Regions from separate parts of the Homo sapiens genome. Here region 2 is linked to region 1. A link is a loop called in an ENCODE intact Hi-C map of the cell type or tissue named here. Cell type or tissue: natural killer cell. All regions are shown on one strand. Links, peaks and the distances in the headings refer to the core of each region. The heading gives the core; the rest is flanking DNA. Region 1 overlaps SAMD3 (sterile alpha motif domain containing 3). Region 2 has its middle 60 kb from the start of SAMD3.

The links. Hi-C counts contacts between places; a loop is a spot of excess contacts. Peaks named below come from ENCODE experiments on the same cell type or tissue, not always from the same donor. Only the 100,000 strongest peaks of a DNase experiment are listed, where the experiment ranks them.
Region 2: it touches region 1 in a loop (12-fold over the local background); 11 of 110 quality-filtered maps call a loop at or near these places.

What each region holds. Positions count from the first base shown.
Region 1 is chr6:130,143,910-130,152,251 of GRCh38, forward strand. It overlaps SAMD3 (sterile alpha motif domain containing 3), which reads right to left. Exons shown (of 12, transcript NM_001017373.4): 10 at 2,101-2,272; 11 at 1,431-1,513; 12 at 406-895. The coding sequence ends at 611. Among named protein-coding and RNA genes, the nearest start is that of SAMD3, 75 kb to the right of the region's middle. In natural killer cell, for the core only: a CTCF peak has its summit at 4,416 (motif pointing right); a DNase peak (open chromatin) is centred at 4,472; H3K27ac peaks cover 437 bases.
Region 2 is chr6:130,279,163-130,287,504 of GRCh38, forward strand. It overlaps a transcript of SAMD3 not described here. Among named protein-coding and RNA genes, the nearest start is that of SAMD3, 60 kb to the left of the region's middle. In natural killer cell, for the core only: CTCF peaks have their summits at 3,267 (motif pointing left) and 3,470; a DNase peak (open chromatin) is centred at 3,279.

The sequences.
Region 1 (8,342 bases), core at 108-8,107:
GTAGCAGATGAACACAGGTCACAGACATCAGGACCTGTACCAGCAAGATCAGCCAGCAATGAGGAGACCTCAAAAATGCCGCAGCCCTTATTCTCAACAAGCGATTAAAGACAACCAGATCTCCTGGGGCAAGGCAGATCCCCTGAGGGAGAGAAGAGTATGTGTCCCTTCTTGAAATGTTCAATGCAAGTTCAAAATGTTCCCAAGTGATGTTCAGACCAAAGAGACAGCCCACAGGCCATAAATGTGCAGCTCCTGTGCATTAAGTGGGCATGCTGAATTCAGTCCAAGGCCATTCTCTAACCTGAAGGATTTGAGTACAGTGTATTTCAAAAAAACTGAGGCACCTCTGAAAATATAACTTAACTGCGGAATTTCTAAAAACTCAAAATAAATCGACAGCTCTTTAATGAAGTAGAATTTTATTACAGAATTTCACAAAGAACTTAATATCTAAGTGTAAAGATAGAAAGCATTGAAATTCATTAGCATCTATAAATACAAGATGATTTTCTCATACCTACCTCTACCACAACCCTAAATCAAAACAATTTCTTATGAAGCTTCAGTTTTCCCAGAGGTAAATTCCAGTACAATATTTGGCATGCTATTAAGTGAGTGGGTGCTGAAATCCTACTTCGTTTTCCTTTTCTTTCAAAGAAGGAAAATAAGGACTGTGCATATCGAAAATCAGCGTTTCTAGGAAGTTGAAAGTTTGGGACAGTCTTCTTGGACACTCAATCCTAAATACATGAAAGGCAGCTACTAGCGCAGCCAAGGCTGTAACACAGTCGTCCACCTTTGTGAGCCTCTCCCTTTCTAAATATAAAGAAAATTCGCAGACCTCCATGTTGAAAGGGTTTTTAACTTCCAACACAGGTGTGGACACTTGCACCTGAAAAAAAGAGTGGAGTCATTACCATGATACGTAAAATAGCTAAATAATAAAACATCTGAACTTAATCATGGTATTACAATAAATCAGCTTGTTGCAATGTAGCATATTTGTAAATATGACAAACATACTTCAAAATAGACCACCAACTTTGCTTTTAAATAAGTTATCGCGGTTGGGCTCAGTAGCTCATGCCTGTAATCCCAGCACTTTGGGAGGCCAAGGCAGGTGGATCACCTGAGGTCAGGAGTTCCAGACCAGCCTGACCAACACCGTGAAACCCCGTCTCTACTAAAATACAAAAATTAGCTGGGCGTGGTGGTGCATGCCTATAATCCCAGCTACTTGGGAGGCTGAGGCACGAGAATCGCTTGAACCAGGAGGTGGAGGCTGCAGTGAGCCAAGATCACGCCATTGTACTCCAGCCTGGGCAAAAGAGTGAGACTCCATCTCAAAAATATAAGTAAATAAATAATATAAATAATCGCATGAAGATGTAAAATGTCAAACTAGTGGCCATTCACATACTACATACCTGTTCATTCATGATGACAAAAAGGCTGGGATCATCCCCAAAAACATCTGGGAGGAGTAAACATGTGGCTGTCATCTTCATGTCTGTCAAAGCAAATATGTTAACATGTGAAGTAAAAATAAGCTTTTAGCAATTGTAAGCTAAGCTAGTATTGAAACATCTGGATTTTTTGTTACCTTGGACAGAAAACAAACTAGCCTTCTTAGATCAATGTTTCACACCTTTTTAAACCATACCCTCTTCTAATAAAACATTCAAAATCTCGTATCTGCCCTCCAGAGCACTTCCAGAAGACAAGAGTTCTGTACTGTCTGTCCATCAGCCAGGAAGAATTTATGCTGCCCCTTGTGATTTGTATTGTAAAATTAACTGGTTACTAGTTCCCTAAATATAATTTTACAATATCCAGTATACTTTTAAAATCTATACCTCTCCTCCTCCTCTAATTGGAAAAATTCTTTTTTTTCCCCACCAGTTGTTTCACTTATTACTTAAATATTGAAAATTATTATTAAATATATTTTAGTAATGTAAATTTTTAATTTTTAAATATATTTTTAAAACTCAATAAATGTAAACTACTGAATTTTACTGACTACCAAAGCATAACTTTTCTAGATATTCTGATAAATAACAGATGAAATCACACCACTCCATAAGGTTTACTAACATTTCAACATGTCTTCATCTGTGTAATGTTTCATTTTTTCTTGCAATACAATATTGATTGGATTGTCCACCACTGAAAAAGAAGTCAGTATATTTTCTGAATAGGATTCCAAAATGTGCCTTGTTTTCTTATAAATATCTGTTCTTGTAAGAAGTTGGAATTCTCTGAACATCTGACAAAAGAAGAAAGCAATGGATACATCAGATCACAAGAAAAGCTAATATATAGAATGTAAAGACATAAAACCTTTAGAATTAAGCTTTGAATGCTGGTTTACACTAAGTACTCAATATTTTAGAAGTTTTAGTGGAGAATTAAAGCCTTAGGATGAGGGAGGAGAAAAGAATGAAAGCCTGAAATGAATTTGAAATGATAAATAATGGGCATGGCAAATTTCTAAACCTACAGAACTAAAACTTTGGATGCAGACTCAACTAAATGAGGATTCAAAGGGTGTATGCATATGCAGGCTATTTGGGTTACCCAGCTAAGGTTCTAAGATCTTACATTTCTTTAGGTGACTACATTGTTATGTCTTGTTCAACAAGCAGCAAAGAACAAAACTGTTAGATTTTAGGAAGCAAGCCCTGACAAATACTTAACCATAGTATCCTAAATTTAGGTAAAGGAGAGTGCTTTAGAAACTAAGAGTAGACAGAGGTAAACAGTGAAAAACGATATATGGCTGGGCACGGTGGCTCATGATTATAATCCCAGCATTTTGGGAGGCCAGGGCAGGAGGATCACTTGAGCCCAGGAGTTTGAGACCAGCCTGGGCAACACAGAAAAACCCTGTCTCTACAAAACACAAAAATTAGCTGGGCATGGCAACATACGTGTATAGTCTCAGCTACTCAGGAGGCTGAGGTGGGAAGATTGCCTTAGCCCGGGGAGATCGAGACTGCAGTGAACCGAGACTGTGCCACTGCACTCCAGCCTGGGCAACGTAGTGAGACCCTGTCTCAAAAGAAAAGAAAGAAAAAGAAACAATGTATGTGCAGATTTGACTACAAGTTCAAAGCAAAACCAGTTTACTTTATGGAAGTCCCTTTCCTCAAACTACCCCATCCTACCACTGCCTGAACTCTTCCCCCTCAGAGGATTCCACCACCACTCCCCCTCCTGTTTTTGACAGTGGCATTATCAGATTATTAGCCACCCACACTCCAGTGAATTAATTTAGTCATTGCTTTTCCTAAAACTATAAAGAACAATCACATACTACCCACTGGGCCTCATTGTTCCTTGAATGTTTTGGTAGATCATAAATTGCCTAGAGATTAGGTCTGAAAGTTAAGTTGTCAGAAAGCTGGAATGCATAAGGCATAGTGGCTTTGTTACCAGGCAACCCACAGTGGACCACTAATCTAGATTAATACCGTTAGAAAACCGTTTTCTCAGCAGGAAGATGTGAAGGGAAGGATGAAGGAGGTGAATACGCCACTGTTCTGGGCTCATAGCCTAAGAATTTCTTTTCTGACTTTTTATGTTTTGAAATAATTTCAAGTTTGCATTAAAGTTGCAGAAATAGTAAACAGAACTTACAAGTGCCCTCTGTGCAGCTTCCCCCAATTTCTGATCCAGTTGAAAATGAGCTGTAGATACAATGCCCCACTATTCCTTAATACCTCATTGTGTATTTCCTAAGTACAAGAGCACCCAAATTCAGGAAAATCTACTACACATTCCATTCAAATTTGCCAGTTGTTCCAGTCATATTCTTAACAGGCCCAGGATCTAATCCAGGATCCCATATGAGATTTAGATACCACGCCTCTCTAGTCTCCAGTCTGAAACAACTTGTTAGTTTCCTTGACGGTTTCTGAAAAGTGGAGGCCAGTTACTTTGTAGAACATTTCTCCTTGGAAGTTTTATGATATTTCAAGATTTATGCATTTCTGGCAAGAATATTAGCATTTCTCACTGTGTCCGGAAGCACAAAATGGTAACTGGTCCCAGTATTGGAGATAATTTTTATTACTTGATTAGAAATGGAATTCACCAGGTTTTTCCACGTAAAATTAATATATGTTGTATTTTATGAGGAGATACCTTGAGTTTATGTCAATATCTTGTTCCTTGTATAACTTTGATCCATCAGATTCCACATCCATTAATGATTCTTGCCTGAATCAAGTACTACTACAATAGTTGCCAAATGGTGACTTTTCTAATTCCTTTCTTTCTACATGGATTAGTTGGCTTTCTATTTTAAGATAGTTTCTTTTCTTCCACATATATTTACTTACTTATTTCTATCACTACAGGTTAATCAATTCCCATTTTACCCAAACGGTTACAAATCTGATCCTTTCATTATTTATAGAATTGCTCGAATTGCCCAGACTTGGCCAGTAGGAGTCGCTTCAAACAGACTGCCGTGCCCTCTTGGCATGTCCTTATTAGTGTGCAAGCACTTCCTTCATTTCTGGCATTACACAGTATTTCAGACTCGTCTTGACTCGTCTTGGTTTGTTGTTGTTGTTTTCATTTTTGTTTTGCCCCCAACCCTGTAGTGAGCTATTTCTCCACGAACCCTAATTCCTTTTCATGAAGAATGGCTTTAAAAACTAAGATTTCAGGCCAGGCACTGTGGCTCATGCCTATAATCCTAGCACTTTGGGAGGCCAGGGCAGAAGGATCATTTGAGCCCAGGAGTTTGAGACCAGCCTGAGCAACATGGCGAAATCTGTCTCTACAAAAAATACAAAAATTTGCCAGGTATGGTGGCACATGCCTGTAGTCCCAGATACTCAGGAGGCTGAGGTAGAAGGATCACCTGAGCCCTGGGAGGCCAAGGCTGCAGTGAGCCATGATCATGACACTCCAGCCTGGACAACAGAGAGACTTTCTCAAAAAAAACCCAACCAAAAAAAACCAAGATTTCAGCCCTGGTGTGCAACTTGCTACGGAGATGTTATTGCTTTAGACTTTCTCATAGAAGAAATCTAGGAAATGTTTGAATTTACATAAACAAAGGCACCCGTTGATCCAGAAACACCAATAACTATATATGTAAATATTAAATAGCCATACATAAAGACTAAAACCATGAATTCACATTGATACTTTCAATTCCAAACCAATACCACAGGGCTTTTCCTAACCTTCCCCTTCCCAAGCTTCTAACTCTCTTCAACAGTGAGATTCCTGGCTCCCATTATATCTCAGTGTATTTACTTATGAGCACTAACATCTGTGTAGCCAAGCTCCCAGCTGTGAATGGTCAGCCACAGGAAAGCCTCCAACACTTATACACTGCTAGTGGGAATGTAAATTAGTTCAGCCACTGTGGAAAGCCGTTTGGAGATTTCTCAAAGAACTTAAAACAGAGCTACCATTTGACCCAACAATCCCATTACTGGGTATATACCCAAAGGAATATAAAGAAAGACGCATGCACACATATATTCATTGCAGCACTATTCACAATAGCAATAACATGGAATCCACCTAGATGCCCATCAATAGCAGACTGGATAAAGAAAATGTACATGTACACCATGGAATACTACATAGCCATAAAAAAGAATGAAATCATGTCCTTTGCAGCAACATAGGTGTAGCTGGAGGCCATTGTTCTAAGCAAATTAATGCAGGACTAGAAAACCAGATACTGCATGTTCTTTCTTATAAGTGGGAGCTAACCACTGAGTACACATGGACACAAAGAAGGGAACAATAGACCCCGGAGTCCACTTGAGATTAGAGGGTGGGTGGAAGGTGAGGATCGAAAAACTACCTATCGGGTATTATGCCCGCTACCTGGGTGATGAAATAACCTGTACACCAAACCCCCACGACATGCAATCTACTTATATAACAAACCTGCACGACGTATCCCCTGCTGAACCTAAAAGTTGGAACAAAAAGAAAGCCCCCCTTTTCACAACCCCAGATTATGTCCTACAAATTAATCATCTTAATCCTTTTTCTTTCTGTTACTCAGACTGGATAATTTCTATTAATCTATCTGCAGATTCACAGCTCCTTTCTTTTCATTTTCCAATATGCTTTTAAGCCTACGCACATGGTGATGTTTTCATTTCAGATAACTGTTCTTTTCAGCTCTGAATTTCAATTTGGTTCATGTGTGTGTGTGTGCGCGCGTGTGTGTGTGCGTGTATTTCATTTCTCTGCTGAGATTCCCTATGGTGATGATACATGGAATTTACTGGTCTTATCCTGTTCCCCACCGTCCTGTCCTGAAGCAGCTGGCTTGCCAGACTGGTGGAGTGGCCTGTTGAAGACTCAGTTACAGCACCAGCTAGGTGGCAATACCTTGTGGGGCTGGGACAAGGTTCTCCCAGGCTGTATAAGCTCTGAATCAGCATCCAGCATACAGTGCAGTTTCTTCCATAGCCAGAATTCATGGGTCCAGGAACCAAGAGTTGGAAATGGGAATGGCGCCGCTCACTGTAACCTCTAGTGATCCACTAGTGGGGAGTCTGGATTAAATTATGTTCCTTTAAAGGGTGTTAAATTTTGTTCTGATAGGCAGATAAATTATGGTGGATCTTCTGGTCCTGTCAGACTTGATTTTATCATTTCTTTCGGCAATTCTGTTTTGTTGTTTGTCCTTAGTCCTAGCTAAGGTCCTGGCTCAAACTTAGGCATGGTTCTCACTCATGAGGCATTGTTTTCTGGAGTCTCAGATGAATGCTGAGGTGTTCTGCAGGGTCTCTACACACTGGGCCAGAATTCTTTTTTTTTTTTTTTTGAGACAGAATCTCACTCCATCGCCCAGGCTGGAGTCCAGTGGCACAATCTCGGCTCACTATAGCCTCTGCCTTCCAGGTTCAAGCCATTCTCCTGCCTCAGCCTCCTGAGTAGCTGGGATTACAGGTGTGTGCCACCACACCCGGCTAATTTTTGTATTTTTAGTAGAGACAGGGTTTCACCATGTTGGCCAGGCTGGTCTCGAACTCCCGACCTCAAGTGATCTGCCTGCCTCAGCCTCCCAAAGTGTTGGGATTACAGGCGTGAGCCACCACACCTAGCCTGAATTCTTATTAGCAACACTGTGTGAAGTCTCGGCTCTCAGCCAAGGATCCCCAGGGGATCCGTGTGTAGACTTCGGCCCAGCCCACTTTCCTCCAGTGCCTGTCCTACAAAGGCCAGCTGCTTCATCATTCCTCAACTTTAATCTCTTCCTGTGCAGCTCCATGAGACCTCCGCATGCTGCTTGCCTCCCACCATTCTGTACAGTGAGCTAGAAAGTAACCCATGCACAAAACTGAGGCACATCTTATGTCTTTCCGTTACCAAGGATCAGGGTCCTGCATTGCCTGTACCTTAATGCCTGAGTGCAGTTGCCTCATACATATTTTTTTTTTCCAGCTTTATCCATGTTAACAGTGGGAAGACTAGACCAGTACCAGTTACTCCATTTGGGCCAAAACCAAACTCAAATTCTTTATTTTTTAAATTTATTTATTTATTTATTTTTAACACGGAGTTTCACTCTTGTTGCCCAGACTGGAGTGCAGTGGCGCAATCTCGGCTCACCGCACCCTCCGTCTCCCAGGTTCAAGCGATTCTCCTGCCTCAGCCTCCTTAGTAGCTGGGATTACAGGCATGTGCCACCACGCCCGGCTAATTTTGTATTTTTAGTAGAGACAGTGTTTCTCCACGTTGGTCAGCCTTGTCTCGAACTCCTGACCTCAGGTGATCTGCCCGCCTCGGCCTCCCAAAGTGCTGGGATTACAGGCATGAGCCACCATGCCTGGCCGATTTTTTTAATTTTTTGAGACTTTATTAGCTGGCGATTCTCACGTACTTCACTTAAAGAGATGATGATTGAAATTGTTTCTCAGGAAGGCAGAAACTATGGCATCTGAAAGGATTTTTTGGAAAATTTGGGGAAGGGTTTCAGTTTGTGTTTGGTATTTTCCTTCTCAACTCCCTCCTACTTGTCTTGTGCAACATCCAGTAGATCCCAGTAACACATTCCTAGTTGATAATATTTTAGATAATCTAATAAAGTAAATGGTTACATTCTGAATTTTTAAATGCCTTGTTGAAAGAAAGTTTTTTGAGGAAGGAGGTTAATGAGCATGGAGGTGATGGGGGGTCAGTGTTAACAGCCAGGACCACCGCCCACCCCGGCTGCTGCTGTTCTGCCACCCTGTCTCCACCAGCTCCCTAAGCACTCAGTGTTTTCACAATGGCAGGAGCAACAGGCGGTGGGGGTGGTTTGGTGCAGGGACAACTGTCCTCTTACGGGATCATTTGTTAACTAG
Region 2 (8,342 bases), core at 211-8,210, 140 kb after region 1:
TAAAGTTCCTGTTCCTGGTACTCCACCAGATATGGTTTGGCTGTGTCCCCCACTAAATATCATCTTAAATTGTCATCCTTATAATCCCCATGTGTCATGAGAGGGTCCCAGTGGGAGGTATGTGAATCATGGGGGCGGTTTTCCCCATGCAGTTCTCATGACAGTGAGTGAGTTCTCATGAGGTCTGATCGTTTTATAAGCATCTGGCATTTCCCCTGCTGGCACTCATTCTCTCTCCTGCCACCCTGTAAAGAGGTGCCTTCCTCCATGATTGTAAGTTTCCTGAGGCCTCCCCAGCCATATGGAACTGTGAATCAATTAAACCTTTTTTTTTTTTTTTTTTTGAGATGGAGTTTCACTCTTGTTGCTCAGGCTGGAGTGCAATGGTGCACTCTCACTGCAACCTCCACCTCCCAGGTTCAAGCGATTCTCCTGCCTCAGCCTCCCAAAAAGCTGGGATTACAGGCACCTGCCAGCAGGCCTGGCTAATTTTTGTACATTTAGTACAGACAGGGTTTCATCATGTTGGCCAGGCTGGTCTCAAACTCCTGACCTCAGGTGACCCACCCGCCTCGGCCTCCCAAAGTGATGGGATTACAGGTGTGAGCCACTGTGCCTGGCCTAAACCTCTTTTCTTTATAAATTACCCAGTCTTGGGTATGTCTTCATAGCATTGTGAGAAACGGACTAATACACCACCTGACATACAGTAGGAGCTAAATAAAAAGCAGTCTTTATTATTACCTAGTCTTTGAGCTGCACCTCCCAGGGACATTATCTTTGTCTTTCAAATTTTTATTTCTTTCTCCCCTTTGACTCTTATCTTCAGTTGCAAATAATAATTATCTTTCCTAAGTTAAAAATAAAAAACCACTCAAAACAAACTAAAACTTTGCTTTAGGCTATTTTTCCATTTCCCTCTTTCTTATCACCAAACTCAAATGTTTTCTGTTGTGTTGTTTTTCACTAGCTACTTCTACTTTTAAAAGTTCCCATTCACTGCTTGGCTCATCATAATCTTTGTTTTCCTATTTACTGAAGCTATTCTCTTGCAGCTTATAACCAGCCTCCTAATCACGAAGTTATTAAACTGCACAAGCGTTTCACCTTGCAGGTCTTTCTTGTGGTTTGACATTTAATTATTTTTTTGCCCTTGATAATGGCATGTAATGACATACCTCTTACCCTTCTCACCATTCCCAAACCTTCTTCCTGGTTCAATTTATTTTCCTGTCCCCTCCGGCAGGATCTGCAGAAGGTTCATTTTTTGGCCCTCTTCTCTTCTCTCACATGCCTCCCCGTGGCACTCACATTCCCTCCCAAAGCTTGAAAATATCACCTTTAGACAGGCATCTTCTATGTCTAGCCTCTCCTCTGAACTCTCTTCTAGCTTCCCAATTGCCTAATCAAAATTTCTCAGACTTTTTGTTCCTGCACTCAAATTTACTGTGTCCCACTTGGATTCTGTACCCATTTGGCCATTGTTCATGGTTCTATTTCAGCATGTACACATAGAATCCCATATTATAGTTATTTGGAACATTACATTGCAGTCGTAAACTCCTTGGGACAGGAGTTATCTAAAGATAGTCTTTATCTTCTTGCCTTCCCTCTTTATTTTCATATTAAAATTTAGTAATCATCTATATCACCATCAGGATAATTATAATATGCTAATTATGATATGTGTAATATATACTTCAAAATAAATGTTCACATTAAAAATGTGACACAGTAGTTCTCTGATACCCTCAGGGGATACATTCCAAGACCTCCAGTGGATGCCTGAAACCATGGATAGTATTGAACTTTCTATATACTATGTTTCTTTCCTACACATATGTGCCTATAATAAAGTCTAATTTATAAATTAGGCATACTAAGAGATTAACAACAATAGCTAATAATAAAATAGAACAATTACAACAACATACTGTAATGCAAATTATGTGAATGTGTCTCTCTCTATCTCTCTCTTTCAAAATATCCCATTGTACTGTCCTCCCCTATTTTGGATTGTGGCTAATGACAGGTAACTGAAATTATGGAAAGCAATACTGTGTATAAGGGAAAACTACTGGTTAGTGTGATTGAGCATAGTTGGAATCACCACACTTCAAACTGTTAGAGAAATGAAAAGTCTCTTGCTTACTGATTTTATAGTATAAAGTTATTATTTCCTCTTTATTTACATTTCAGGGCCATCAGATGTGCACCACTGGGGATGTTAAATTAGGGTTAGAGGTGCACCATTGCCAAGATGGGGAAGACAGAGCCCACATTTTCCAAAAGAACTTGAAAGCTTGTGAATGAATGCAATGTCCTCTTATCTCCCTGCATCTGTTCTTCATTTTTCCACTCTCTCTATAGAGGAAATCTAATCATGTCACTCTTCTGCTTGAAATCCTTCAAGAGCTTTCAATGGCCTTTAGGATAAAATATAAGCTTCTTACAATGGAATTAAAATGTATTTCAGCTGGGTATGGTGGCTCACACCTATAATCCCAGCACTTTGGGAGGCCAAGGCAGGAGGATCGCCTGAGGTCAGGAGTTTGAGACCAGCCTGGGCAACATGGAGAAACCATGTCTCTACTAAAAATAAAAAAATTGGCCAGTGCCACTTGTCTGTAGTTCCAGGTACTTAGGAGGCTGAGGCGGGAGAATCACTTGAAGTCAGGAGGTGGAGGTTGCAGTGAGCCGAGATCGTGTCACTGCACTCCTTGACTCCTTAACATTTCCCCATGTTAAGCTTATGCGCCAGTGGAATAGACCTACTCACAGATCTTCAAATAATCCATGTTTTCTTAAACTTTTCAGCATTTGCACATGCCATACTCTGCCTAGAACAGATATCCTCTGCCTCTGTAGTAAATTCTTCTTCCTTCAAGACATGACAGAGCTACTCAGGAAAGTCTTACCTGGCTGAGGCCTTGCTTTACTTACTTAACATATTCACACAAGCCACACACACACGCACACACACAAGCACACACGCACACGTGCAGGGAGATGGGGGGTAGAGAGAGAAAGAGAGAGAGAAAGATTTGGCCTTACTCTTTGCATTAAATTGGCTTCCATAACTAGGGAAATGGCCTTGTGTTCTAGTCCTAAAGAGATGGTAGTCTTAAGGAGATAACAAACAGAGGAAAACAAGAAGCAGAAAATTCTACTACCAACACCTATGAAATACATGTTATATATATTATATACATAGGCAAGTATAAATGCATAGTTGATCATACAAGGAAGAATAGAGCCTCCCCTGGTGGCAAACTGAAGTGTGTGAAAACATGAGCTGTTGTGACTGCCCTGAAGTAGTCTTGGTCTCAATAGTACAGAGGCTTAGAGTTTAAAATCCTCATGGGAACAGAAACTGAAGCTTTGTATTCAAAACAAGAGGGGGATTGAAATGGAGACCACTGAATAAATATGGGACTTTCAAAAGTACTGGACTTCAGGGAAACCCTCAGAGAAAGAGTGTTCTAAGAAAAAAAAAATCTACTCACTGGTACAGAGAAGACAAGGACGCTAAAAGTAACAGCTGAAACAAAAGAGAATTTTCTGAGAATTCAAATTCCAAACTTGTGTTTCATGCAGGCTCAAGATTCAAAATAATAACTTCTCACAAAGTCTGGAAACCTTGAAAGAAAGAGATTGGTATAAAAATTGGACCCAGCAGGGTGATTCTCTTGGGGCATGTAAAAGAAGCAAATATAAAACTTTCAGGGAGGCATGCCCTCAACAGATGCTATTCAGCAACAATTTATAAGTCAACAGACACAGCAATGGGGATAATCGGAACCCCAAGAATTTCAGCTCCTAGGGCACTGGTCGAGATTATAAAATTGGTTTGTCCTAAATGAATAAAAAATAAAATGTGGAATTTAAATCCTAAGGAAAAAAAGGCACTACAAAAAACGGCACATTTGAAAAAGAATGAAATATAATTTCTAGAAATAAAAAAGTCAATAGACTAAACTGAAAGTAATATACAACTAAAGGACTTGCAAACAGAGTTGGAATGAAGACTATTACTCAGAATATAGCACTGAGAGATAAAGAATTAGAAAACAGGTAGGAGAAATTAACAGATATGAAGGTTAGAATGAGAGCCACAGTCAGGTAGGAGTTGTAGAAGGTGGTGTTTGAGAGAAGAGGGAGAAGTAATATGTTGAGGTAATGGCTGAGAGTTTTCCAGAATGTATGAAATATATGAATCCTTAGATTAAGGCAACATTATAAGTCATGAGCAGGCTAAATAAAAATAAATCACACATAGAGCCTTATAGTAAAACCATCAAATACCAAAGACAAAAAGAGGATCTAGAAGGCAATCAGCGAGAAAATACAGATTACCTAAAAAGAAACAAAAATTATGCTGTCACATGCTTTTAATAGCAAGAAAAAAGGCTAAAGAGAAACGGTATATTGTATTGCCTTTCTTCAAATTACTAAGAGAAAATAATTGTTAATCTAGAATAAATTATACAAACTGTCATTTGGGAAGGAGAGTTAAAAATAATTTTTTGACAAAATTAAGAGTATTTACCACTTTCAGATCTATGATGAATAACGACTTTTAAAGGATATAAGTAAGGAAAAAGCCAGAAAGAATAGGCTTCAAGTAATGATGGTAAGCAAAGAAACTAGTAAACATGTGGGTCAATATAAAGAAGGATTGTTATTATTATTTTTTTGAGAGAGGGTCTTGCTCTGTCACCCAGCCTGGAGTGCAGTGGCGCTATCCTGGCTCACCACAACCTCTGCCTCCCAGGTTCCAGTGATTCTCCTTCCTCAGCCTCCCAAGTAGCTGTGATTTCCATGTGATAAGAGGCGTGTGCCATCACGCCAGGCTAATTCTTGTCTTTTTAGTAGAGACCCGGTTTTACCATGTTGGCCAGGCTGGTCTTGAACTCCTGACTTCAAGTGATTTGCCCACTTCAGCCTCCCAAAGTGTTGGGATTATAGGCGTGAGCCACCATGCCCGGCCTAAGAAGCATTTCTTACACAGAACAGTAATGATAATGGTTATTAATTTTGGTAATAATATCAAGATATAATAAAATTCCAAACATCTCTAACACTTAATAAGAAGATGAGTAATTTTTATTAGAAGAAGGTTAGAATTATTGATTTCAATTTTAGTTCCTGTTTAATCAAGTATATATGTTAGCAATTTCAACATAATCACTTAAAAACAGAAACTGATCATATAATATCTAAATAACTAGAGAATAACAAGGATTAAAGATAACTTAGTTAATCTTATAGAAGGCAGGAAAAGATAAAAAATCATTTTAAAGAGAAATCTGAAAAAGAGAGAGAGAGGGAGAGAGAAAGAGAAGATAGATATAAATCCAAATATTTCAGCAATCAAAAGAATGTCATATGAGCAAAATTCTCCAGTTAAAGGAGCAAGGCCATAAATTGGGTGGTAAGTATTCAATAAAATTGTCTTTATAAGGGAACATAAACATAAATATCATGGCATAAAATGACTTAAAGTAAAAGGATGAGAAAAAGTTGACCAGGTAAATAATCAAAATTAGGCTAGTGTATCTATATTAACATAAAGAATGCACTCGGAGAGGGATAGCATTATTAGGGATGAAGATGGTTACTACGCGTTGATAAAAGATTCAAGTCACAAGGAAGTAATAACATTTCAAAATATATATGCCTCCAACAACATATATAGAGAACATTTTATACAATAAGAAGGAGAAATAGGTAAACCCACAGTTCTATGGGGGAGATAAATGCTTGTTCCATAATAGTAGAGTAAGCAGACATGTAAAATTCTTTATTTGCATCTCTGTTTGTAATAGCAAAGAGTAGAAACAACTGTCCCAAGTCAAGGAAGTAGATAGCTAAACTGAGACTGATTTATACATTCAGTTAGTATTCAATGGTTAAAAATGGACTAGATCTCATGGATAAGATGGATAATTCCATCTGATCATTCCATAATACTGAATGACAAAAGAGTTGCAAAACGTTATATATAGTAGACACCAAGTGGAGATATGAATTGGATATATAAACATGGAGCTTGAAGAGATGTGGGCTGAAAGATACATTTGGCAGTTATCTGAATACATTTTTTGAAAGCATGAGTATTCACAGTCATCAAGGAGAGTTAGTAGTGAAGAAAACCCAATTTAGAACCCTGGGATTTCCAACAATTACAGATCAAATTGAGAGAAAGAGAATCAAGCAAATAAAATCCAGAAAAGCAGCCTCACTAGTAAAGAGAGAGAGAGGGAAGTAAGGAGAGCTCTCATGTTGCTTGTCTTCACTGATTCCTACTTTAAATGTGTTCATGAGAGGTCATGATGCCCAAAGCTATGTCAGCCAGTTGGAAGCATGAGGGTGCACGGTTGAGGATAAAAAGCCAATATGCTAAGGGTGGAGGATGAGGAGAGAAAAAACATGACATTATAGAGCCAACTAATCCAGAAACTCACTATATCTATAATTCTGTTATATGCGATAAGCATGTATTTTGTAATGTCATTGCTAGTTGTATTTTCTGTTACTTGAAGCCAATAGCATCTTATTATGCCCAGTGACAATTTTAAAAGTCCATCTTATTCCCAGTTAAAGGAAATGTGTGTTGAATAAATGGCACTAGTGTTTCACTGGGGTTGCAAAGATAACTAAGACAAGTCCCAGCCCAAGATTTCATAGTTTAGGAGAGAGAAATTTACATTTAAAGCCATAAGAGATGGTAGGACCTTGAAGACTTTTGATCACGGATATGAGATAATAAAGGCAGTGCTTTAGAAACACTAGTTTGTTGTCATAATAAAAATGATTATGCACCTTGGGTACATATATCTGTCTATTTAGCATATTTTATTTTATTTGAACCTTATAACAAATCAATCAGGAAGGTATTGCCCATGTTTTATAAATGAAGAAATAGGTTTATGAACTGAAATAATTTGCTTAGGATCAGATAGTGATAAGATTGAAACTAAGTTTGTTTAGCACCAGAAGCCAGGCTCTTACCTGCTTTCTTCCATGCTATGCCGTGCCTCCTGTGGCACCATCTGCCTTTATCTCACACACTTCATTGACCCAACACAGGATGGCCAGAAGGGAGGAAAAGTGAGCATCAAGGAAACCAATTAAGGTAGGAGAGAGGCAGTGTAGCAAGGGAAAAGGAAAGATCAAGATGGTAGGCATTTCTGAGAGGAAGAGTGAGCCTTAATGACAGACTGGAGACATGGGATGAAGAATGCTGAAGCTTCAAAGGGATGTCAAGGTTACGGCACAGTTCCTTTCTTTTGAAAGAACACTTGGTATTTATTGCCTCCGTTCCTTCATGTGCTTTTAACATATGATCATCTAGTTTTTGCTTCAAATTTTCTCTCTTTTTTTGTGGAAACTGTTCTCTAGGTATGTACCCTTGGCCTACTCATTGAAAATTACATAGATATAGATATCCATATATTTTTTCTATTCTCCCGATGCTTCTGTATTTTCTTTAAATTTTCTCCTTCATTGGCTTCTCCAAAATTAATTTATCCCTAGAGAAGCTCATTCTTTATTTATTTGTTTTGAGATAGAGTCTTGCTCTGTCGCCCAGGCTGGAGTGCAGCGGTAAGATCTCTGCTCATTGCAACCTCCACCTCTCAGGCTCAAGTGATTCTCCTGCCTCAGCCTCCTGAGTAGCTGACTAGAGGTGCACACAACCACGCCTGGCTAATTTTTGTATTTTTAGTACAGACGGGGTTTCACCATGCTGCCCAGACTGGTCTCAAACTCCTGACCTCAAAGAATCTGCCTGCCTCGGCCTCCCAAAGTGCTGGCATTACAGGCATGAGCCACTGTGCCTAGCCTTGTTCTATCTTTCAAAATCTCTCCTTCCCCTAAACATTTGCCTACCTCCAGAATTACTTTGGATGCCACATTTCTTACCTATCGTTTTGCTTGGCTCCAGTTTTTTTCTTCTGTCTTCTAAATGAGCATATATGGTATGTACTTTGCTGTAATGATCTTTACCTAAGTTTAGTCTCCTCCTAGAAATCTTCCAAACAATTCTCATCCTTTGACACGCCATACTTCTTTCTGCCTTGTTGCTTATAACAATCACATAACATTTTATACATATGCTTATTTGTACCAATATATGCCTTGTTTAAGGAGTAATTTTCATGTATCTTGATAGTCCCCATAGTGCCTAGCATTCTTGCATTTAGTAGACAATTATTCATTCATTTCTTTATTCCTTCAACAAATACTTGAATGGGAGGAACAAAAAGGGGAAAAGCAGAATAAATAACTATAAAAAGTGTGAAACAGGAAAAAGAAATAAGGTGTTAATTTGAGGAAGA